3 separate regions of the Homo sapiens genome follow, and regions 2 and 3 are each linked to region 1. Evidence: chromatin loops called from intact Hi-C (ENCODE). Cell type or tissue: heart right ventricle. All regions are shown on one strand.

Region 1 (8,000 bases):
TTGCAGTGAGCCAAGATCATGCCACTGCACTCCAGCCTGGGTGACAAAGCGAGATTCCACCTCAAAAAAATAATAAGTAAATAACTAAAAACTGCTCTGCGAAAGACACTGTCAAGAGAATGAGAAGACAAGTACCAGGTAGGAGAAAATATTTATAAAAGACATATCTAATAAAGAACTCTTATTCAAAATACAAAAATAACTCTTACCAATAGAAAACAAGAAAAGCAACATAAGAAAATAATCTGATTAAAAAATGGGCAAAAGATCTGAACTGACGCCTCACCAAAGAAGATGGCAAATAAGGCACCGCAAATGGCTTTAAGCATATAAGTTTGACAAATGGCAAATAAGCATATAAAAATTCTCAACATCATGTCAATAGGCAGCTACAAATCAAAATAATGAGATGCCAATTAGAATGGTGGAAATCCCAAACACTGTCAACACCAAATGCTGGTGAGGATGTGGAGTAACAGGAAGTCTCATTCATTGCTGGTGGCAATGCAAAATGGTATAGCCCCTTCAGCAGAGTTTGTCAGTTTCTTACAAAATTAAACCTACTATATGATCTATCAATCACACTCTTTGATATTTACCCAAACAAGTTGAAAGCTTACATTCACACAAAAACTTGCACATGAATACTTAGAGCAACTTTTTACTTATTGTCAAAACTTGGAAGCAATCAAGTTGTCCTCCAACAGGTGAATGAACAAATAAACTGTGGTATATCCAGACAATGAAATATTATTCAGTGCTAAAAAGAAATGAGTTATTTGAGCCATGAAAAGACAGGGAAACTTACATCCATATTAAGTGAAAGAAGCCAATCTGAAATGACATTCACTTATATGACATTCTGGAAAAGGCAAAACTATGGGGACAATTAGAAATTCAGTGGTTGCCAGAGCTTAGTGGGGAGGATAGAATGAATAGGCAGAGCACAGAGGAGTTTTAAGGCAGTGAAGCTATTCTGTGTGAAACTATAATGGTGGATATAGGTCATTATACACTTGTCTAAACTCAAAAAAGTACACCACCAAGAGTGGATCTGTAAACTACGGACTTTGGTTGATAATGTTGTGTTCATGTAGCTTTATTCATTGTATTACTCCTGTGTCAGACTTTGATAGTCAGGGAGACTATGCATATGTGGGGGCAGGCAGTATATGGGAGTTTTCTGTTCTTTCTGCTCAACTTTCCTGTGAACCTAAAAGTTTATATTTATAATGTCACATACAACCATTGAGAGGCAGTCTAGTCTAGTGGGGACTCCAAAGCCAGGTTGTCTAGGTGTGAATTCAGCTTTCCACTTGTTAGCTTCAGCAAGTCATTTATTTAATCTTTCTGTGCTTTCTTTACTATAGGTTAATTATAGTACCTATCTAATAGAGTTGCCATGAAAGTGAAATGAATTAATGTATAAAAATTCATTGGCTTGGAGCGTGGCATATACTAAATGCTCAATAAATGTTAGCAAACCAAAATTCTGATCTTATTTACCACCATCCTTAACATTAGCTACCCTTTAGCCTCACTCCTGCTCTCCAAAATCCTCTTCAAGCTCAGACCCCATCCCATAAACTCTTTTTCTCTCTGTATTTTCTTCTTGCCATTAACATTTGTTTTGCTAGTAACATTTTGTTCTTCTCAAGGTAAACAACATGAGGCTGTTTGTCACTTTTCATTTTTTTCCTCATTTATTATGCTTCCTTCTTCACACAAACTGACAAACACAGAATTTCTCTTAGCAGTAGAAGGAGGAATATGTGGCTATGAGAACTCAGAAACAGCATCTAGAAAAGTAACAATATCTATATTTGGTGTTAGGAAAATGGCTATGTTGATTTTGGTAACAGCTAACATATATTGAGTATCACTGTGTGCCAGGCACTGTGCTTAGGTGTTTTACATGTATTACCTCATTTAGTTCTCAGATTAAATCCTGTGTTTTTCCAACTTTTCAAAATTTCTGCAATGAATATATTGCTTCTATAAGCTGAAAATTTTATTTGTAAATGTATATTCACAAAATAATAAATAGTCCCTGTTAAGATGAAAGTCATCAGTTTGACGAAGATTCTAGGAAGTACTCACTAATAATAAGTGAGATTTTGTTTAAAGGGTTGGGGATGCTTTACTTGGAAAGAAAGGGGATCCTGGAGTGCATTAGACATGCTAGCTATTTTTACATATTTTAAAGATAGTTAGAAGAGGAATTTGACTTGGTTTCTTTGGCTTCAAAAAGTAAGGGAGAACTAATGATTAAAGGGAGGCAAGTTTTTGCTCAACTTAAGAATGCCCTTTCAGACAATTCTAACCCAAATGGCAATTATCTAAATCAACGACTAATTACAGATTTATGCATCCAGGGGAAGGCTGAACGAGGGGAAGCCTAAGGTCATTTTCAATTCTGAAATTGTGTTTATGTTAATGCAGATTAATCAGAGAGAAGAGCCAACGTCTCGTCTACCTTTTTTTGTTGAAAACAAACAAAACGTGATTGTATGTCAACTTTGGAAAAAAACAACGTAGTGTGGGTAAGTGAAGAATGATTGTGAATGGACTGCTTCAGTGCAATCGTAATATTGTTATCAGAAAATCAAAAGGCATAAAAAGCAAAAAGAAAACGGCTTATTTATGCAGCAATTCGAAAGATGACAGAACACAAACCTGATTTAAATGTTATTCACTCCCTCCCTCAGATTGGTCTGCACACCTCCTTCCTTTAATTTCCCGCACTCTCCTATGATCTTTTGCATAATTCACATTCTCTTGCCATGAGACTCAGTCCTGTTCCTATCTGTGCCACCCGTAAGCCACAGGCTTCCTTACCCATTTGAGTTGCTTTATTCCGTAAAGCAGAGACTTCTACTGGGGTTAACTTTGTTGAGCAACAGATCTACCCTAGATTGCGATTCACCTTCAGTCCCGTTTGCTGTAGGATACCAACCTCCCACTCACTGTGTCATGGCTCTCACACAATAGGATTCCTTGCAGCCCGAACCCTTCTGTCCTCAGGTCTGATGGCTGCAAATCCTGGCAAAGCTGTGAAGCCCGCGCAGGGCACCCTCAGCGGCCTGGGCTGGGCCGGGCGCAGGGCTCCAGCCAGAGGGCGCCAGCGCCCACCAAGCGCAGAAGCCCGGGAGGACCATCCAGGGGCTCCCCGACATTTCCTCAGTTAGCCAGAGTCGGGGGGCTCAGACATCTGGTAAGAAGAGTCTTTCTCCCAGTACTCCCCCACCACAGTTTGCTTCTCTGACCATTTCTTCTGGGCTGTCGCTGCCCCCTCACCCTCAGCTTAGTATGGGACCCCGAGGAGCCTCTTCCCGCTGAGGCCGGGACTCCTGCAGCCAGGCTCCCACGCCAGGTGCCCGGAGGCTCCTGCGCCCTCCCGGGCACCTGAAGTGGAAAGGAGGGGGTGCGGGGCTGAGGGCAGGGTGAGAGCCCCGGAGGTGCGGTGGGTAGGGGACTGGGGAGGGCGCCGGGTCAGGAGGGAGGAGATGAGAAGAGGCCAGACAGGGGCTTTCGGTTTCCCTGGGTCTGATTGGAGGTTGGCCCGATGAGTCGGAGCTGGGGACGCGCCCATCTCCGCCGGCTCCTGCGAGAGCCGCCGGCTCAGCCCCTCCCTGGAGCCGCTTTGTCCCGGGTGACGGCGGCGGAGGTTGCGGGGAGGAGCGGGCAGCAGGCAGAATCCCACTGACCCACGGCGGCAGAGAGAGGGAGGCGGGGCGCGCCGCGCCGCGTACGGCCCCACGCAAAGGCCCGCGGGCACCGCGCCGCCCCCACGCGCTCGCACCGGCGGGCAGGTGAGCAGGCAGCGCCGCGCGCTAGCAGCTGGCCCCCGTAGACGCCCCAGCCGCCGCCTCCGCCTCCGCCTCCGCCGGCGCATCGCGGACGCCCAGCAGGTCGGTTATGTAACCGCGCCGGCCAGGCTCGCCCAGGCACCCCGTCCCGCCGGGGCTGACAGCAGCCCCGGGGTCGTGCCGGGGGTCCGCGGCGGGGATCTGGTCTCCGGGCCGGGTCTGGGTGCAGGGCGGGGGCGGGGGCGGGGGCGGGGGCGGTGGCGGGGGTGGGGGCAGTGGCGGGGGTGGGGTTTGTCTCCAGATCTGTGGTCAGTCCCGGCTGCGGCCGTGGGGACGGAGATCTCCCGCGACCCCCCTCTAGGGGGCGCGGGTCCAAAGGAGCCCCTTCCCCACTGCCCGTGGCCCGGGGGTTTGCCTTCCTGGAAGCAGCAGCAGGTGCATAAGTGAAGGAGCGAGGATGACGCCTGTGATCCCCGGGACTGAGGCTTAGAGAGGGTCTAGAAGAGACTAACTGGATGCAGAGAGCAAAGAAGATCGAGAGATCCCTTCTTCCCAATGCAGAGGCTGGGGAGGGGGTAGGTGCACTGAGGTGCAGCGGGCTGAGAATTGTCCTGCTTGGGATTAGCGGCCTTGGGTCATCTAAAAATAACTTCAAGTTTGAAAAGTGAAATGGAGCGGAGCGCAGTGTGCCGGGTTCGTCCTGCCTGTGGGATGCTTCGCTCCAGAAGTCACCAGAGGGAACAGGCAAATCCCAGCCGCCTGATCCCTCGGCCGCCTCCAGGTCTCGCTGGTTTCCAGGGTGCCTCGGTTTGCCTTTTAGTTAATGATTTATTCTTCGAGGTACTTCTGCCTATTTCTTATCCCAAAATGAATTATAGCAGAATGCATGCTTTGAATCTTTCCTGTTTCTTACAATGGGATAGAGGTGTTCAACTGCCAAATGAAGTTTTTTTAAGTCTCAGTTTAGTAAAAACAAAAGTTTCTGGGGTTCCTTTAATATGCATTCCCACAGTTTTCCACAATTGGAGATGAAGGGATGTCACAGCATTCCAGCTCACACTTCTCTCTCCCTTCAGCCAGAATTTCACTCAACTTATCATGCAGAGGGGAGGCTTTAGGAAATGTAGGACAACTTTAACAGTGCAACTCAAGTTTCACACCTTTGTTATCCTTTATTACATCACTTCAAAACGAAGAACAAATGTACCACAAGGTACCACGCAACACTTGCTAACCGGCCTCTGCATTCTGGGGGCACAGTGAAGTTGGAAATACCCAAAAGCTGGAAAGGATCAAGAGGCAGGTCAGCATTGACTGTCAACTAGGCAGGAGAGTGAGCATTTGGCTGCTTTTCAGTGTAGTCATTGATTTTCTTTAGCCTTAGAGCTATTATATTAAGTATGATCAGCCATTGAGTTCAATTAGTCTAAAATGTGAGTTGCACTTTGCATTCAAATCCACTGCAAATCAAATCAGCATTTACTGAGCATCTACTACCTGAGTCCAGTCCATAGAATTTTGTGAGGGAAAAGTGTTCTCATCTAAAGCTACATGATTCTGAGAGCTCTCAAAATGCTTAGTGTGTGCAGGTCCTCCAGAACTCACCTAAATTTGGGAGGGCATGACTCTTTCTCCAGTGATGAACGTGTAACAGACAGAAGTGGGAACTCGAGAGCTTTCTCATTTGTAAGTGCACATCACGGTGTTAAAAACCACTTGTGTAATCATTTGCAGACAGTCATACATATCACAAATTCTTTTTATTGAGACTAACATTGACAATCACCGAGGTCTCATTTTCCTATTTTACGTTCTGTAGCATCCACTCGATCAATTCAATAATTATTTGTTGAGCACCTCCTGTGTGCTTTGTAGGTCCTGTGCCAGAGGCTAAAAGAATGAGGCCCATGCCTCCCAGAAATCAATTTAGCAGAAAAGGAGAAGAAAATAAATGGTAATGATTCAACATCATGAGTGTTTAATGAAGACAGAAACAAGTTTAATGGGAGCCAACAGAAGAAAGAGTGGAGGGAATCTGGAAGAGTTTAAAGAAGAGTTTACATTTGGTCTGGATCCCAATAGGTGGTAGGAGTTGTCTAGAGAAGGGGCTGGGTATTCCACACTGAAGGAACAGCATACACACATGGCAGAAAGGTCACATTCAGAGGACACCTACATGTTCTGAGGGAAGACAGGAATGTTTAGAAAGGTTTCACTGAAGCTGGATTGTGAATATACCCTGCTAAGGAGGAGAAACCATGTGGCCCTTAATGGTAGGAATGATTTCATCTAACTTACATTTTGCAAAAGTGACTGTGGAGGTGTGAGGAGGTGGGGTTGCAAAAAGGAATGAGGAGACTTTAGACCATTGGAGTGGCACAGACCAAAACAAAACAAAAACCAGAAAACTTATGAAATGTGCCTGAACCAGATGGCCTGGAGGAAAGAGAAGAGATCTATACAGAGCCATTTCAGGGGGAGGATCGGTAGCATTGGTCACCAAGTGGATGGTGGTATGGAAGGAGAAGCTTAGATGTCTAGAGGATGGTCAGGCTTTTAACTGAGGGAGTAAATAAGAGGAGACTTGAGAAAGATGGAGAATTTTTATTTTGAACAACCAAATGAAAATGTTCAGTAGGCACTTTTATTTTCAAATGTAATTTCTTCATTTCTGGTGCTAACCTTCTACTGATCTTACTTCTCTTCATTTCTGAGACTGTGTAAGGTTGCTTTTAGAGAAGAAGGAGAGACAAACTTAATAGCAGGAAGTTGTTTCTACCTTTATCCCCAAAAGTGGTAGTATGAACTCAGTTATTTGAACTACTACTAGTGGTAACAGTGATAATAATGATAATGATAATATCTAACATTTATTCAGTGCTTACTACATACTGAACACAAGGAAGTTAGAACTGTACCTGGTTTATCACATCTGATCTTCCCACTAACCTTATGAGGCAGGCACTGTTGTTATTCTCAGATGACTGACAAGAAAACCAAGGCAAAGAGAGGATATCTTGCGTGGGTCACACAGTTTGTAAGACGTGCACCTAGAATTGAAGCCCAGGCTCTGACCAGCATTCTGAATTACCAATGTGAATTAATAGCATTAAAATAATTCTTTTTTATCCTGGAATGTGTTTTTTGCCCTAGGTTTGGATATTTTTGGCTGATGCCACAAAAGAGAACTGGACTGAGTCAGGAGTCCTGGCTTTTGACTGGGCTCTACACCTGATTTGCTGTGTGATGTTTGCAAAGTCACATCCCATCTCAGGCTTTTGTTATTTTAAATCTGTATATTCATGGAACAAGAGGTCGGTTAGATGCTCTCTAGGGAGTGTGACATTCTGAAGTCTTGCTGTTTGCTTTCTCAAATTCTCTGCTACTAGAACCATTGGTTTGGGTTAAGGTCGTACCTGTCTGGTCACTTAGAGGATAGAAATACTTCAAAGAGGATTAACACAAATGGTGGCTTCTCCTTAATAGTTTGGTGTGAACTGATCCATTTTACAGAGCTAATGGGAGTGCCTGAGGTTGGGGAAGCATGGTCCTGGAAGGGGAACCCTGCCTGCCTGGGCACTAAAGTAGAGGAATCTCCATGGTCACTTACCAGTTTCTTTTCTTTAGACATGTTGCTTTAACTCTATGAGAGTTTCCTCATGTCTGAGAAACTGGGGCAATTAATGCACATATTGTGAGATTATTGTGAGGATTGAAGCAGTACTATAAACCAGGCACCACATACAAGTCCGTCTCAGTGAAGGTGCTCAGGAAATGGAGGTCCCACCCTTTGCCGCCAGGGTAAACGACATGTAGAAAGGGAAAGGTAGAGTGTTTCTGAAGACAAAGTTTCCTACTTCATAGCTTTGATAGGGGCCACCTCTTAGTTGAGTATCATCTATTTATCTAAGAAAGAAGTGTATGTTGGTAGTATAAAAACACACAGCACATTAAATAACTTCCAAAATGTGCATCTCTGAAGTATTCATTAATAGGTTACCTTCTTAGAGATAAAGAAGCGTCAACATTCCACAACACAGAGTTTTCAATTCTTCTTTTGCCAGCTTATAAGGAGGCCAATGTTGCTGTAAATAAAGAAATAGTATTGCCAAGGTTGGTCATACTGGATTCTATTATTATGGCATAGAATAGAGAGGGGACAGAATGATTTTCTGTTCTGTGTGTGTCTGT
Region 2 (8,000 bases), 130 kb before region 1:
ACAGAAGTCTCTGCTCCATTATTTAGTGATCAGGTATTAACTAGACAGATATTTCTTTACCTCAGTAATTTAGAAGTCCCCATTCTTTGCTAAGGGACTGTGTGTGCATGTTGGCCATGCCTTCAACACTCAGCCAAGCAGTTGACAACTCTGCCTTAGCTTTCGCTTTCTACCTGTGCCAGAGCCTCAAGGATGGGTGTACATGACAGCTTGTGGCCTTCTCATGTCTTTCCTGAACATGAGTAAAGCCCTGGGCAAATGGATGCCCTTCTAAATTCCTGGGAATTCATTAGACCTCTGCAAAGCCACTATGAACAACTCATTCCCTAGCCTTTCATTTTCATCTTGTTGGTTTGCCTGTTGTTTGTCCAACAGTTACCTACTGACTCAGATAGTTGCAAAGTTAAACAGTTGTCTTTAAATATTTTAAACCAACACCCCTGGAGGAAAGGCTTTTCATACTGAGTGAGCTCCAAGTCATGTCAAATAAAGACAGTCTTGCAAGTAAGGTCTTCTAGGAAACTGCCAAACTTGTCGCATAATGAGAATACTGTAGTACTGAGGTTTAGAAGAAGTTCCAACCTTGTTGTGCCCTATCTAGTGACTGTGGGTTGTTGATTTTCACTGTGAATGCAGACTTCTGGCTTTTAAGGCTTCTATGGAGATATAAAGAGGGGTTTGAGAATAGGGCAGGTTAAAATGATGTTAAGCTTGATGTTCTTATCAAGATTCAACTGTTTTTTTCTTGAATAGACATTCTTGAATTGCTGCAAAACTTTGGTTAATCTGTAGAATTCTAAAAACTTGATACTTAGAATTTTTACCAAATTTCTTATTGCTTTTAAGGAGGGAACTTTAGGAGATCCTTGCTCTGCTATTTTTACTGACATCACCCTGAAATATAAGTTTTAAAATTTCTTTGGAAAACCTCCCAGGCTTATGTGGATTAACCCTTAATTCATCCATTATTTTACTTGGCCCTCAAACTTATTTTTTGAGTGCTCACCATGTGAAGGCATTGTGTGAAGTACCAGAGCTATGAAGATGAGTAAAGTAACAGTCCATGTTCTTGCAGAAACTTATGAACTAAGTGCTTTTTATAAAAATTGAAGACAGGTTTGGAAGTATCCAGAAGATATTAGGAGAGAAAAAGGAATATTTACATTGTTTCTTTGGAGACATGTACCTACTGGTAAATTCAGTAAGATTCCTGTGCCTGGAACTCTTTCTCTTACTAATCTTTCAGTCAGCTTGAATGTCTCCTCTTCAGATAGATATTTTAGTCTTACCCCATCTAAAGTCACTTTCCCCAACTCTGCCCTTGGTGATTCTCTGACTTGTCTTACTCTATATTTCCTTAAAAGTAAGACAAGTTAGAGAATCACTAACTTTTAAAAATATTTTTTATTTGTGTATTTATGTATTTACCCCACCAAAATGCAACGTCTCCAACAACAGAAACTAAACATAGTTGGTCTTTGTAGTACCTAGCTGCCTAGAACTTAAAAATTATTCAACAACTATTTACTGAATGAGTTTAATGAACAAATGTAAGAATATATGGCTAGTTTTAAGAGATAAGTATCTTGGTCTAGCCTCTGTTTGCAGCTCTATCAACCATCCCATTTGACATTTTATATGAAACGAATGTTTTATATAAAGACTTTTTGACAGTTTTCTGCACTGAATTTTGAGTTAGCAGAACCCTATTGTATGATGGTCAGTCAGTTGGGAGCCACAAAAGGAGCTAGATCCTTTATTAGGATTTCCACAGGAAAGGCAGAGAAGGGACAAGTCAACAGTTTAGCATTAGCTAGTTTGAATAATCCCCAGGGGCTCTAAACTGTAGAGTGGTTTCTAGTGGCCTGATATCTGGCCCTGAGATGATTAAGGCAGAGGAATATTGCTTCTTGGGTTATCTGGGCCAGATAGAAGGGTGTAGTTCTAGATTGGTTGATTTGCATGTCAAAGGTATGCTCCAGGCTGAGTTCTGTGCCAACTGGAAGAACTAGCTTGCCCCGAGAGGGAGAGGAGCAATCTCTCCCCAGCCAGGAAGGTTTTCTGTTTCTTTTAAAGATGTTATACATTTAAGAAATATTATTTTAAAAAAATTTACACACCCACACAAATCATTATATACAGAAAATTAAAAAAAAATACGTAATACACCTAGTCCCAGCCAATATCTTATCAGTACTTTGAGACACTGAGTAATTTCAAGCCCAGTAATCCGTATGAATGGTAAATAATGTTAACTTTTCTCTAGGTTTTTGATCTCTGTAAAGCATTTTTTTTGCCTATGGTTTTATTTTGTTCCTTAATTTTGGGTGAAACATATATTACCAAATCATTGATGATCTGATAAAGAATATTTTTGCTTTGTTATCAAATTTTGGGGTATAATTCCTAGAAATTAGTCTTTTTGTTTTAAATTTTAATTGATAAGTTACTACACATTATTTCAATTGCCTGTCATAACCTCATAATGTAGTGTGGACACTAGGGTCAGACTGCCTGAGTTGAAATCCAGGTGGAGACACTTATTAATGGTGTATCTTTACTCAAGTTATCAAGTTCTTTAAGCCTTTTTCCTCTTTGGGAAGATGGTTAATAATAATCCTCATCTCGTGAAGTTATTAGAAGGATATAACACATGTAAATTAGATAGATAGCGTAGTACCTGGCAAATCGTAATTGCTTTGTAAGTCTTAGCTATGGCCAAAACTGATACAACTATATCAGTTATATGAAATTTTATAATCCTCCCACATCATGAAATTAGTAACTGTTGTAACTTTGAGTTTTTCTACTTCCAAATATTAGTCAGTGTTGTTTTTTGAAATAAGATAGTTTTGTTGAATGTTTATAGTCAGAAATGAATTACTTTCATATGAATTGGCTGTACTTTTGGTGGTGTCAAAATGCAGCAGAAATATAGCATGAGACTATTTATGTCTAATATTGCCCTACAAGATAGGAGTAGTAGAAACAGTAATAGTTAATAGTCAGCGCTAATTAAGTAGCAGGCCCTATTTTAAGTGCTTTCCTTGTTGGCTTATTTAATCCTTGGATCATCCTTCCTAAACATTATTGTTTGCCCTATTTTATGCACGAGGAATGTGAAATCCCAATTAGATAACTTACCTAAGACCATACAGCTAGCAAGTGGTAGGGGTGTGAGTTGAGCCTAGTTTGTTTGGCATGAAAGTTGACAATACAAATCAGCAAATCTCCTTGTTTCAAAATTGTACTTAGAATCCCTGAATTATGATGCTTCAATCCAATTTCCAGCTTTATTCTGTTCCAAGTTGCTTCCACTTTAATCTTCCTAAAGCATAGCTCTGGAGGTATGCTATATGTATACTCAGAAAATGTTCCTGGAGTAACATTCATACCCCTGAGCCTGATACCTGTGGCCATGATGGTAGGTTTGACCCACTTTTGCATGCAGAATCACAATCTAACCAAGGTAGACTTTGGAATACCCACTAAAAACACTCTGCATTTTGTTTCTGCTATGTATTAACATTTATAACACTGAATATGATTTAATTCTAATATAGTTATAAAACTTTACATATAAGTAAACTTATAGATTAGAGAAAAACATTTTCTAAGCCATTCACCTCATTTTTGATTCAAAAAATATGACTACCATATTTATAACCCAGTTGTTTTCCAAAACAATATGATGTGTCTGCCAAGACAATAGAATTACCCAAAGAAATTAAGGGCCACTTAACCAGGGCACTTTAACCAGAGCGATGGTCTGTAGTTTATGTAGACAATCATCTTTACTTGTTGCATACCTATACCTTCTTCTGACCAAGGCCACCTGGACATGTAGATCCCAACCCCCCTAATTACCTCTAAGATTTTGTTCCATTGATCGATCGCCAATCTCTTGGTGGGTTCAACTTCTCTTTCTCCACTGGCTCTTTTCTCTCTCTCTGTCAGATTGTGGTATTCAGTGCACACATCCAGTGACCTCACATCTCACTCAGAATGAAATCTAAAGCCTTCAAATGGCCTCAGAGACTCTTTGTCATCTGATTCCTGTCTAACTCAACGACCTCATCTCTGCCCTTTCATCCTTGTTTATTTTACCCCAGCCACACCCATTCATTTATTAATTCAGCAAATATTTGTTGCACTCCCGTTATATGACAGGGACTGCTTTAGGAACTTGGAAATATGAACAAAGTAAATATTACTTTTTTCTTGGTGCTTACATTCTTGTAGAGGATACAGACAATTAACAATAAATGTAATACATAAGTAAACTCTAAAAGTAAAAATATTAAAAGGTGATAAATGGGTGGGCATGATGGCTCATGCCTATAATTCCAGAGCTTTGGGATTGCTTGATGCATTCAAGACCATCCTGGGTAATATAATGAGGCTCCATCTCTTAAAAAAATTGTTAGCTGGGCATGGTGCCATGCACCTGTGGTTCTAGCTACTCAGGAGGCTGAGGTGGGAGGATTGACCTGAGTCCAGGAATTCAAAGTTGCAGTGAGCTAAGTTTGCTCCATTGCACTCCAGGCTGGGCAACAGAGCAAGATGAAGGAAGGAAGGAAGGAAGGAAGAAAGGAAGGAAGGAAGGGAGGGAGGGAGGGAGGGAGGGAGGGAGGGAGGGAGGGAGGGAGGGAGGGAAAGAAGAAAGAAAGAAAGAAAGAAAGAAAAAAGAAAGAAAGAAAGAAAGAAAGAAAGAAAGAAAGAAAGAAAAGAAAGAGAAAGAAAGAAAGGAAAGAAGGGAGGGAGGGATGGAGGGAGGGAAAGAGAGAGAAAAGAAAAGAAAAGAAAGAGGAGGAAAGGAGGGAGGGAGGGGGAGGGAGGGGGGAGGGAGGGAAAGGCTAGAGAAAATCAGGAATGTCAGGGATGGGGGAAGGTGGTATTATAGTATTAAATAGAATCAGTGTAAGCCCTAATTGGCAAAGTGAGATTTGAGCAAGGACTTTAAGATGTTAAGAGTTAGACAAGCAGATATCTAGAGGAAGAGCTGATTGGGGTCAGAGACAGCAGATGTGGCCTCACTGTGGGCTCACAAAACTCTTTGAGATCACCATCATGATGGCATTTCTGTTGGAAGATGTTTGTCCTTTTTTTTTTTTATTCCAGAGGAGAATGTGAGCACATTTCTAAAAAATGGTTAATATTAGGTTGGAAGAAGAGATTCAGGAAAAAGCTTTTCTTTCTTTGTCACATTATTCAAAGCAAAATTTGATTCAACTCTCAATGCGTGGATTTTTAAATAAAAAAAAGAGGATGAGCATTTGGTTTTGATTCAGAAAATATGACTACCATTCAGAAAATATGACACCAGTACACAGGTGTTCTAGTTAATTATTGCACTGTTTTAAAAAACTGTCATTAGACAAGTTTGAAGTATCATGAGAAAGGTGGGGAGATATCATTGTACTTAGTCTGCTTTTATAGAGTCTTTAAGCGAGGGGTCACTAGCCTGGGAATAGACAAGGAGTGTATTTGTATATATACACACAGACATGTGCATATATAAATATATGTTATGTTTATAAAAAGGTATATAGTTATAGTTATAAAATGTATTTATATTTATAAAAATATATGTTCATAATGATATAATATATTTTTTATACTCATATATATTATTTACAAACACACATATTGATACGTATCCATTTTTGGCCACGCAAAATCTGAACCCTATGTTTCAACAGAAACTTGCCTACCATAGTGGGCAGAAAAATGCTAGATTTTTGTTTTCCTTGCCTTCCTTGAAACTAGGATATTACCATGAAAATAAGACTTTGCCATTCAGATCTACCAACCCAAGACTTTGAATCAAGAGTTACTGAAATAAAGAAATGGAGACTAAAAAATTTTCCCTGGAAGCAACTGCAGGTATTGCAGGATGAAGTTTCTGGGGACACAGCGTCATTCAGTATCCTATGCCAGTGGCCACAATGCACTTGACATCAGTGGCAGTGTCATGCTTGCCAGACCAGTTCTGTGGCCTGATTTGGAGCAAGATTCCTGGCTATGCATCCTTCAAGCCTGGTTGTCCAGCCCTCTTAAAAGTTACATAAACTACTTAACAAACTTTTAATAAATTATTATTATTTTACTAAATCAGCTAGGTTTAGTTTCTGCTGCTTGCCTCTAACAGATCTTGCTGATAAAATATAGAAAGTGTAATGATCAGAATGTCCAATATGGAGAAAAAAGTAGAAGTGACAAAGTCAGCTATCAGGAAAAGTGAATGGAGCCAAAGGAGAAAATGAGCATACTCTCCTGTGGTGGTATAAGGGGTAAGATGAAGAAGAAAAGACACATCTATCCAGATTTTATGCTGTGATCAATGTACAGTGGACTTTTTACATTGGAAATGTCTGTAGGAAGCAGAAAGTCAGGTGAAAAGAGAACTGTGAAAGCCATGAATCCAGCCGGTTCTTGTGTGATGGAAACTCGGAAGGACTAGGGATATACTTCCATGACACCTCTCCTCTTTGTATGTCCTCTCTAAATATGGTAAATCAAGTTATTTGGCTGGTGCAAAAGTAATGGTGGTGTTTGCCATTAGTTTATTTACCTTATTTAGAGAGGATGTATAAAGAGGAGAAGATGTAATGGCTTCCATCACCACTGAGACATTTCTTCCTCCTGTAGAGTTTTATGTATTCTCAATATGGTGAATATTATTGTATCCACAGAGCTGAAGAATAAAGTTATCTATCTTTTTACTTTGACATTAAGCTATTTAGTATCACAGATTCCATTTTATTTATTTAAATATTTACATTTTAATTTGTTTAAGGAGGATTTCATCAGCCTACCATTATGGTTTACCTTTCTATTTTAATTAAAATATAATTTTATTTAAATATTTAGAGTACATATTTAGATGTGGTGGGTTTTTTTTTTTTTGCTTCTTTGTGTTTTGTTTTTTTCAAAATAACTACTAAAGTAATACCAGATTGTAAAAGATTAATTGACAGCGTAAGTACTCACACTTATGGGTAACTGACCTAAAGCAATCAAAGACATTAATGTTTAGCTCCTGTGTAGGCTGTGTTATAAAGTAATTTTCATTTCTAATTCAGGGCTCCCACTGTGAGAATCTGCCCATCAATAGAGGCTCATTCTTTCCTAAAAAAAAAAACAAACAAATAAAAATGTGCTGGAATTTTTTTCACTTTTGCATTTGACTTTTCCACCTATGCTTTTTAACATAGGATAGCATACACATGCACCCATTTTATTTTATTTTTTTGCTGATCAGTTTTACTTTGCCTTTATTTAAACAATAAATTAATAAACATTTTCTGTTAATTTGCAAGGAACCAGATTAATTAATAGAAATGCACCTGCATAGAAATGATTCCTATTTTACATAAAAGTCATGATTTATGCATCATAAAAGGCACATACAGAATTTTCATTGGATTAGAGAGTTAGCAGTTGGATTCATGAATTTCAATCTTGTCACTCACTAATTGTGTGATTGTGGATGAAAGAGAAACCTTGCTCAGAGCCAATCAACAGTGGTTTTTGGTACCACTGTGTTTTGATTTAGCAGCAATCCTGACTAGGGATATACCAACACTGTGGGATGGCCAGCGTCTGTTACCTGGTGACATTGACTTAGGTAGCTACACGTTATACACTGGTGAGGAAAGCGTCTGACTCTTCTCATAAATACAAACAAGTATAAACACTAGTAAAGTGAAAAGTGATATTCTAGGTAAACTCCATATTGTCTGCTTTATTTTAATTAGTTGATTAGTTTTACTTTATTGCATTTAAGCATCTGTATTTATTCTTGAAATCTTATATATTGTCATTGTTTACCCATATTATAACTTGTATGCAGCTTCCCTTCACTTGGGTGTGTCTCAGCACCATCTTGCCAACCAATAACAACCTTCTTGGAGGACTCCATCATGGCATATTGTAGACCTGAGTCCCTTCAGTGAACTTAAGCTCATGCTCACTACCCAACTGCAGCCTGCCAGGGC
Region 3 (8,000 bases), 71 kb after region 1:
TTAAGCTTTCTGTGCTTCAGTTTTCTCATGTGTAACATGAATGTGATGATAATATTCCCACTTACCTTGTGGGATTGTTTTGAAATTAAGTGAATTGATAATATTTGGATAGTCCTTAAAATGGTGCCATGCTCTTACTAAGTTCTATATAAGTCTATGTAAGTACGAGCAGTTATTTTATTGGAAATTGTCAGGGGCTCATGAAACTTCCTTGTAAGTAAAAGGGATGAACCAGGTTTCAGTGGAGTCAGAGGCAGGGCTGCTGGGATGGTGGTACAGAGTGGTTAGCTCGCAGGTTCGAGAACCACACTTTTGCCACACTTATTGGCTGCGTGTTCTTGGGTTAGTTACCTAACCCTTTTGTGCTTTAGCTTCCTTCTATGTAAAATAGAGAAGACAAGAGGGCTGATGTGATTGAATTATGTGAAGTAGTAAGTTAATGAATATAGACTGTTTAGAGAAGTACCTGGACCGTGGTATGTGGTATACTCAATGTAGTTCTTACTGCATCATCAGATTATGCCTTCAGTGATTGGAAAAGGAAGTTCAGTCTAATCTCAGAAATCAAAGATGTGGCAAAAATTGTAACTATCTAAGACAATAGGATTTAAAATGTGATAATCAGATCACAATAAAAACAATGAGATAATAAGGTACCCATAATTAAATTACAAAATGTATAAGGAAACAGGTTAATGATTTATACAAGTAGATTTAAAAAATGTCTATCGAAGGTGAAACCCTGAGTATTGACTTCAGAGAGGAAGGGTCAGTATTCTCGAGCTAATAAGTCCATATTATACCAAGGAAGAGGAAAGAGCTCACCAGAGTTGTGGATAAGAATCAACCTTCAAGAAGGAGGAGAAATAGCTTGGTCTCATCTTGTCTCTTTTCTGTTCTCTCTTGCTTTTTTCTTTGTTCTATCCTCTACAATATTGAAAAGTGTAAAATACAAACACTATAGGATTGGCCATCTAGAGTCCTGGGTTTTAGACTTGGTCTGGTCTGCTATAATCAACAGTGTGATCTTAGACAAGCCACTTGGCCTCCTGGGACCCCAGTCTCCTCATTTGGAAATAAGAAGGCAAATTATCTTAAGAGTCCTTTCTTAGGCTGATTCTTGGAATCACCTAAACAATCCACAAATACTAGGACTTCCTGGAATAAAATTAGGAATCCAGATGGTCTAATACTAATGCTTAGACCCACTCCTTCACCAAGGCACTAGATACCCCAAATGAAACACCTGGACCTCCCCAGGAACCAAGGTCCTCTGGATCCTCTGGCCTGACAGTCACAGGAGGATGGTCTGAGATAAGTCTGTCTGGTCCTAAAGTAATGCATACTTGACAAGAAGTTGGTTATCTTGACATAGCATTACTCCTTGTGAAAAATGCCCTTGAGAGCTTTGTTTATTCTCTTCACCTCCTCATCAGTAGTACTGTGCTAACATTTCTGTTATTCATCATGTTTTAAAATTAGCTTCTTAATCCTCTTAATATTTTCAACTTCTCTGCCTTGAGATAGGCACCCAGCCTGAACTTGGTTTTCTGCAGCCTTTGTACAGCATATAAATAACAAGAATGGATTGTTCCCATAGCCTTGGCTTCTTCACTAAATTAACTACATTTACTCATTACTCTTATTTTTGTTCTTGGTGGAATAGACCTAAATTTTCTCAACTAAATTTGGCTTTGAAATTCTATGGTATGTTCTTTATCTCCATTCACTTTGATGTTGGTAGCTTTTTAAATCTGTTTGGAACATGTCTTCCTTCGTTTTTAAAAGCATCCCTTTTCTATGAGGCTTTGGCTTATTTTCTTTTTCTTTTACTAGCTTCTCTTTCTTCTCTACTCCCTGTCTTAGTCCATTTGTGTTACTATAAAGGAATACCTGAGGTTGGATAATTGATAAAGAAAAGAGGTTTATTTGTTGTTCTGCAGGCTGTATAGGAAGCATGGTGCCAGCATCCACTTCTGGTGAGGGCTTCAGGCTGCTTCCACTCATGGCAGAAGAAGAAGGAATACAGGGATCACAAGGCTAGAAAGGAGGCCAGAGAGGGCTGGGCCGGGGAGGTGCCAGGCTCTTTTTTACAACCAGCTGGCAGGAGAACTCTCGCAGGAACTAACAGTGAGAACTCACTCATCCCCACCACCCAGGGAGGATATTAATCTATTAGTGAGGGATCCTCCCTCATGACCCCAACACCTCCCATTAAGCCCCACCTCCAACACTGGGGATCAGATTTCAAATGAGATTTGGAAGAGTCAAACAAACCAAACTGCAGCACTCCCTAAGGCATCTATTCTTATGGTCCTATACGTAGCTCACTTCTTATTTCTAAATAATTATTTTCCTTGGAAATTATATTTACTAACAGTTTTCTATCTCCTTTAAGCAGATGATGTTTATGTTTTGATATTTATTTATTTTTATCAGCTGGTTACTTTCATCATTCATTAGCCATTTATTGAGTACCTATTATGAATTATGTACTGTGCTGGTACTAAGGATATAAAGATCAGTGACTTTCTCTACTTTTAATGAGTTCTAATGGAGTCTCATTGAAGTGACAGACACAGAGTTAGATAATGCCAACCCAATATAACATGCTAAACTAGGATGTTAAACAAACTGCTTTTGGAACCTGGAGAAGTGAGTAAATGACCTCTGAGGACTATCAAGGAAAGACTTCCTGGAAGAAAGGACATTGGCAGTGGGTATTAAAAGTTGAGTAGGAGTTTGTGAGTTGCGACATCTCCCAACTTCCTTCTGCTCTGTTCACTCTGATGTTTCACTGTCATCTTAAATTTAACATGTCAAAAGTCAAATTCTTTATCTTTCACCCTAAATTACTTCACTCACTTGAGTTTCCTATTACATTATTCTCTGAATCATCCTTTTGGCGTTTTTGTCTCTTTCCTCTCTGTTGTCCTGCTGTCAGCCACAAAGTCATCTGCGTGCTTTCTTCATTTTTTCATTCAGTTGTTCCCACTGCCCCAGACACTTCATACTCTGCCACCTCCTGTCTGGGTTATTACAGTGGACTCCAGCTGATTAATCTGCCTAAGTTTACTTTCCCCATTTAATCTGTTTTGTACATCATTGCCCATTGCTCTTTTTTTGGATATCAGTTTGATTCTGTCACTCATCTATTTAGAAATAATGGCAAACTGGCACTTGCTCAATGCTGGGATGGTTTGTGAAGTAATTTTAAAAAATGTTATCTCATTTCATTATCAAAACAACTTTGTGAAATAAATACTGGAACTTACTGAATATCCTCTAAATTTAGAATTCAGTAGTCTATGAGCTCCTGTAACCAGGGATGACATCATGTTCATCTCAGCCTCCTTAGTGCCTAGCACAGTGCTGATTCATAAATGATGTTAAAAACACATTATGGATTCACTCCTGCCTAGTGTCTGTGCATCTTTATGTGCCCAGTTAAAAATAGTTGATCAGGCTGGGTGCAGTGGCTCATGTCTGTAATCCCAGCTGTTTGGGGGGCCGAGGAGGGCAGATTACCTGAGGTCAAGAGTTCGAGACCAGCCTGGCCAACATGATAAAACCCCATCTCTACTAAAAGTACAAAAAAAAGTAGCCGGGCCTGATGGTGGGTACCTGTAATCCCAGCTACTTGGGAGGCTGAGGCAGGAGAATCACTTGAACCCAGGAGGGGAGGTTGCAGTGAGCCGAGATTGCACCATTGCACTCCAGCCTGGGAGACAGAGTGAGACACCATCTCAAAAAAAAAAAAAAAAAAGTTAATCAGAAGACATTGAAATGACATTATAAAAAATAACAGGACAGTTTTGCCAATATTTCCAGTGCTGATTCCACACCCTGCTCAGCAGTCAGAGAATCACTTCTTCATGCTGTGATTACTGCTGTTGCTGAACCGCTCTTGAGCCTGAAGATTCCTGATGGATTCTTAACAGTCAGTGCTATATAGATACAGAACCACTCCTTGCAAATAGCTCCCCTTAATGATGCAACCAAGACTCTTGCACACGGTAGTCTGTATTATTCTTAAAATCAGACTCAATTTAATTGTCTTGCATGGATTTTAGTGATACGATGATAACTAAAACATTTGTTTAAATGCTCTAGTCTTTCAGGTTTTGTTTTTTTTTTTAATGTGAGGGTTGTATGGCTTATAATCTGTACTCTGTTTATCTGCCTGTCTTAACTCCTAACTTCATAGGAAAACTGGTTGTAGAAGGGATAATATTAAATATACTTAAAAATATTAATGAAGTAAAATAATTTAAGTCTTGTCTGCGAGAATTTGAAATTTTAAATCTGACAACACAGTGAAAAGGATCTGTCTACTCTTGTCTGGCATGAACCAATTTGGGTAAAAAGACTACATGACTTTTTTGGTTGTTAATGTTTTTATGAAATCATAGAATATAATCTATACTGAATTTTGAAAGGCAGTTTGCCAACACGAAGAATAAATGAACCAGCAAACTATTTAGAAATGTGCTTGACTTATTTATGTTCTTTCTCAGCCAAAATGGTTTGAAGACGTGAGGCTTTCTTTCCAAGAGTCCCTGCTGCCATCTGCTGGTCTTCATTATTCAGCAGCCAACTTCTAAATGGAGTCTGGATGACATGGTTCCATGAGATATGATTTTCAGGGGAAAAATATTTTGTAATTTTATTATATTTTAAAAATAGAAGTAATACTAAATTGAGATTAAATAAACAAATAATCTGCTTAGAACAATTTATTTTTATAAAATCTTGGGCAAAAATTTAAAACAGGGTCCCAGGGAAAGTCATCTTTCTCATATTAACATGTACCTTCCGTGGATGAAATCAGGTGGTTTGAAGCTGTGATAGATTGGTTTTGAAGTGAAGCAAGCTCCAAACTCCGGTACTCTGTGTGTGGATGAGGAAGAAGTTGGAATATTGGGAGAAGAGCATACTAGGCCTTCTAAACCGGTGGTTCTCAAGCTCTAGCAGAATCAGAATCACTTGGAAGGCCTGTTTGAAAAAAGGTTGTTGGGCCTTATCTAGTGGTATACTATTAAATGCTTTACAACTGGCTTATTGGTTAAAAGGCCCTGATGTGTAGCATTTGCTGACTTCCATGGTGTAAATGCTCCCGCTGTGGCTGGTTTCAAACTTTCCACATGGCATCACTAAATGTAGGGTTGAGAAGAGATGTACTGTAGCTCACTATTACGTCGTATTTTCACCATATGCCTACAATATATGCACACGGCCTGAAGAGCACAGATTGTAGCCAAATTATGTTATTTTCTTTTTTCTTTTGGGCTTTTTTTTGCTATCTCGGCTCACTGCAGCCTCCGCTTCCCAAGTAGCTAGGACTACAGGTGTGTGCCGCCACGCCCAGCTAATTTTTATATTTTTAGTAGAGACGGGGTTTCACCATGTTGGCCAGGATGGTCTTGATCTCCTGACCTTGTGATCTGCCCACCTCGGCTTCCCAAAGTGCTGGGATTACAGTCATGAGCCACTGTGCCCGGCCAATCACATTATTTTCTAAAGAAGCATTGAATTTTGAGTATTTATTATTTCTGTCTTAATCCATTTACCTGCAACTGTATATATATATATATATATATATATATATATATATACACACACACATATTTTAGAGATGATTATATTTAACAATCAGCCGATAAAATTCCTGGAAATTTAAGCCACTCCCCCAGAGTGGATGGGAGCTGGCTCCTAGCACATGACTAGTTCCACCTGTAGAGTGTCTGGTGTGGGTCAGTGGGTCTGGGGACACTGAGACTGGTCAGACGAGAATGACAAAAAGATCCACGTAGTCATTAAAGGGTGGTTACAAGGCACTGATTGTAAGGAGGGGTGGGATATGAAATCCAAATTTTGTAAGGAATTGAGGACGTGGAGCAAGTTACTTTGATTCTGGATGGCGAAAAAGTGGCAGCTTTAATGATTAGAGGGCTGAATGAAGTGGAAGAATTTTTGGAAGGGTCAGAGAGGAATATTTGAAGTGTTTATTATTTCCGTTTTAATTGATTAACTTGCACATTTATATAACTTAGTTTTTAGTGATGGCTTTAGAGTTTTAAAGTGTTTGCTTTAAAAATTCAGGTTGTTTGTCTCTGACCTTATAATGGACGTTAGATACCTAAAGTATAAGATATTTTGTTAAGATAATGTTATATTACTATATTATCATAATTTTCCTTTCTTGAAGTTTAAATAAGGATAGTGATAATAATCTCATATATGATTAATGTCAAATGATGTACAAAACAAAGGTGGGATTTGTGAGAGAACATTGGCATTTGCACCAGACAGCTGGATTCAAGTTTCAGATTATTCATTTAATAGCTGTGTGACTCTTATCACAGTAAAAATAAATAAACAAATCTAAGCCTCAGTTTTCTCATCAGTGAAATAGATCTAATAGCTTCTGCAATTAAGTATTGCAAAAATTAATTGTGTGTGTAAATTACCTGGCACAGTGCCTGGCTCTTAGGAAATGGCAGCTTTATTTTTATTGTAGTAGCATTAGACCTGTCACACAAATACTTAAGACAGCGTTTTAGTTCGTTTCTCTGAAATACACTACCCCCAAATGAAATTGAATATGTTGGATTATGTCGATAAGATTATATATAAGGAATTAGAGAAAACTGGAACATCAGTGTTTTACCCCAGCTCCTGTATTGTTTGGGGAACAGACTTCAGAAAATGGCCAGAGGAGTAATGGCAACTGAATGATAGAGGGATTCTTTCCCTGCAGTTCTTGGTTATCATAAATGAAGAGTGTCCTGCTTTTTATCCAAATTGATATGTCCCTTTCTTGGTTTTTTAAAACTAAATTTTAATCTGAGTTCATTATCATAATCTTTCTTCATCAATTTGTTTCTCTTTATTGACTTTTTAATCAGGAGGCTTAGAAACAAATTATAGCTCTTAAAGAATAAATCTTACGTGAGAGCTCTTTGAGGTAAGATATGCACATCCAAACAACAGTGAGATATCATTTTTATCTCTCAAATATGTGAAGTGAATGAAGCTAACACTCAGTAGGGGAGAACATGTAGTGAATCCTTCATGAAGGATTGTAAATTGGTACCTTTCTGAAAAGCTGTTGGACAATACAGCAAGAGTCATAAAAATGCCCATGAATTTTGACATAGCATTTTCCATCTATGACACATGTATTCTCCATCTATGCATTTACTTGAAGGAAATAGTAAAGCAATATTGGACAAAGATTTAGGAACAAACATATTCATCACAGTGAAAATAGCAAAATAAGTATGGAAGAAATAAAGTCTAGCAATATGAGAATGGTTTAAAATGATGGCACATTTATGCAATGGTAAATGCTGTAAGATTGAATTTTTTGGACAAAAATTATAAAACTGAATGTTTTTTATAATCTCAGTTCTATAATAAGCACAGAAAAAATTTTGGAATATCTATCAAAACATTAACCATTGTTATCAGTATGGTAGAAAATCAGAGCAGGACACGGTGGCTCATGCCTGTAATCCCAGCCCTTTGGGAGGCCAAGGTGGGCGGATCGCTTGAGCCCAGGAGTTCGAGACCAGCCTGGGCAACATGATGAAACCCCATCTCTACAAAAAATAAAAACATTAGCTGGGGATGGTGGTACATGTCTGTAGTCCCAAGTCCTAGCCACTCGGAAGGCTGAGGTGGGAGGATTGCTTGAGCCTGGGAGGTTGAGGGAGCAGTGAGCCATGATTGTGCCACTATACTCCAGCATGGGTGACAGAGCGAGACACTATCTGAAAAAAAGAAAAGAAAGAAAAAGGCAATCAGACAACTTTCATTTTGTTCTTATTTAAAAAGCTATCTATTTTCCAATATTCTACAATAACAATGTTTATTTTTATATTAAAAATGAAACTTTAAAGGATGTTAAACTTATTGAGGAAGAAGGTACCATACTAGATCCTTCCACTTTTGACCCTCTTACTCTTTGCTTACAATAATTGAATTTCTGCCATTCC

What was found. A loop is a pair of places that touch in the nucleus more often than their neighbours do. Peaks named below come from ENCODE experiments on the same cell type or tissue, not always from the same donor. Only the 100,000 strongest peaks of a DNase experiment are listed, where the experiment ranks them.
Region 2: a loop joins it to region 1, with 4 times the contacts of the local background. A loop is called at or near these places in 47 of 110 quality-filtered maps.
Region 3: it touches region 1 in a loop (8-fold over the local background); 65 of 110 quality-filtered maps call a loop at or near these places.

Annotation. Positions count from the first base shown.
Region 1 is chr6:46,487,084-46,495,083 of GRCh38, reverse strand. It overlaps RCAN2 (regulator of calcineurin 2), which reads left to right and starts at 3,635. Exons shown (of 5, transcript NM_001251974.2): 1 at 3,635-3,911. RCAN2-DT (RCAN2 divergent transcript) reads right to left here and starts at 3,032. Exons shown (of 3, transcript NR_125837.1): 1 at 2,957-3,032. RefSeq lists silencers at 3,013-3,072, 3,583-3,672 and an enhancer at 6,801-7,413. In heart right ventricle, CTCF peaks have their summits at 2,921, 3,120 and 4,220; DNase peaks (open chromatin) are centred at 3,093, 3,583 and 4,473; H3K4me3 peaks cover 5,734 bases; H3K27ac peaks cover 5,879 bases.
Region 2 is chr6:46,612,849-46,620,848 of GRCh38, reverse strand. All of the region lies in intron 7 of CYP39A1 (cytochrome P450 family 39 subfamily A member 1), which reads left to right. Among named protein-coding and RNA genes, the nearest start is that of CYP39A1, 36 kb to the left of the region's middle. In heart right ventricle, no CTCF peak of the experiment used is centred here; no DNase peak of the experiment used is centred here.
Region 3 is chr6:46,416,311-46,424,310 of GRCh38, reverse strand. The region is part of intron 2 of RCAN2 (regulator of calcineurin 2); the gene reads left to right. Among named protein-coding and RNA genes, the nearest start is that of RCAN2, 71 kb to the left of the region's middle. In heart right ventricle, a CTCF peak has its summit at 4,577 (motif pointing left); a DNase peak (open chromatin) is centred at 4,560; H3K27ac peaks cover 5,094 bases.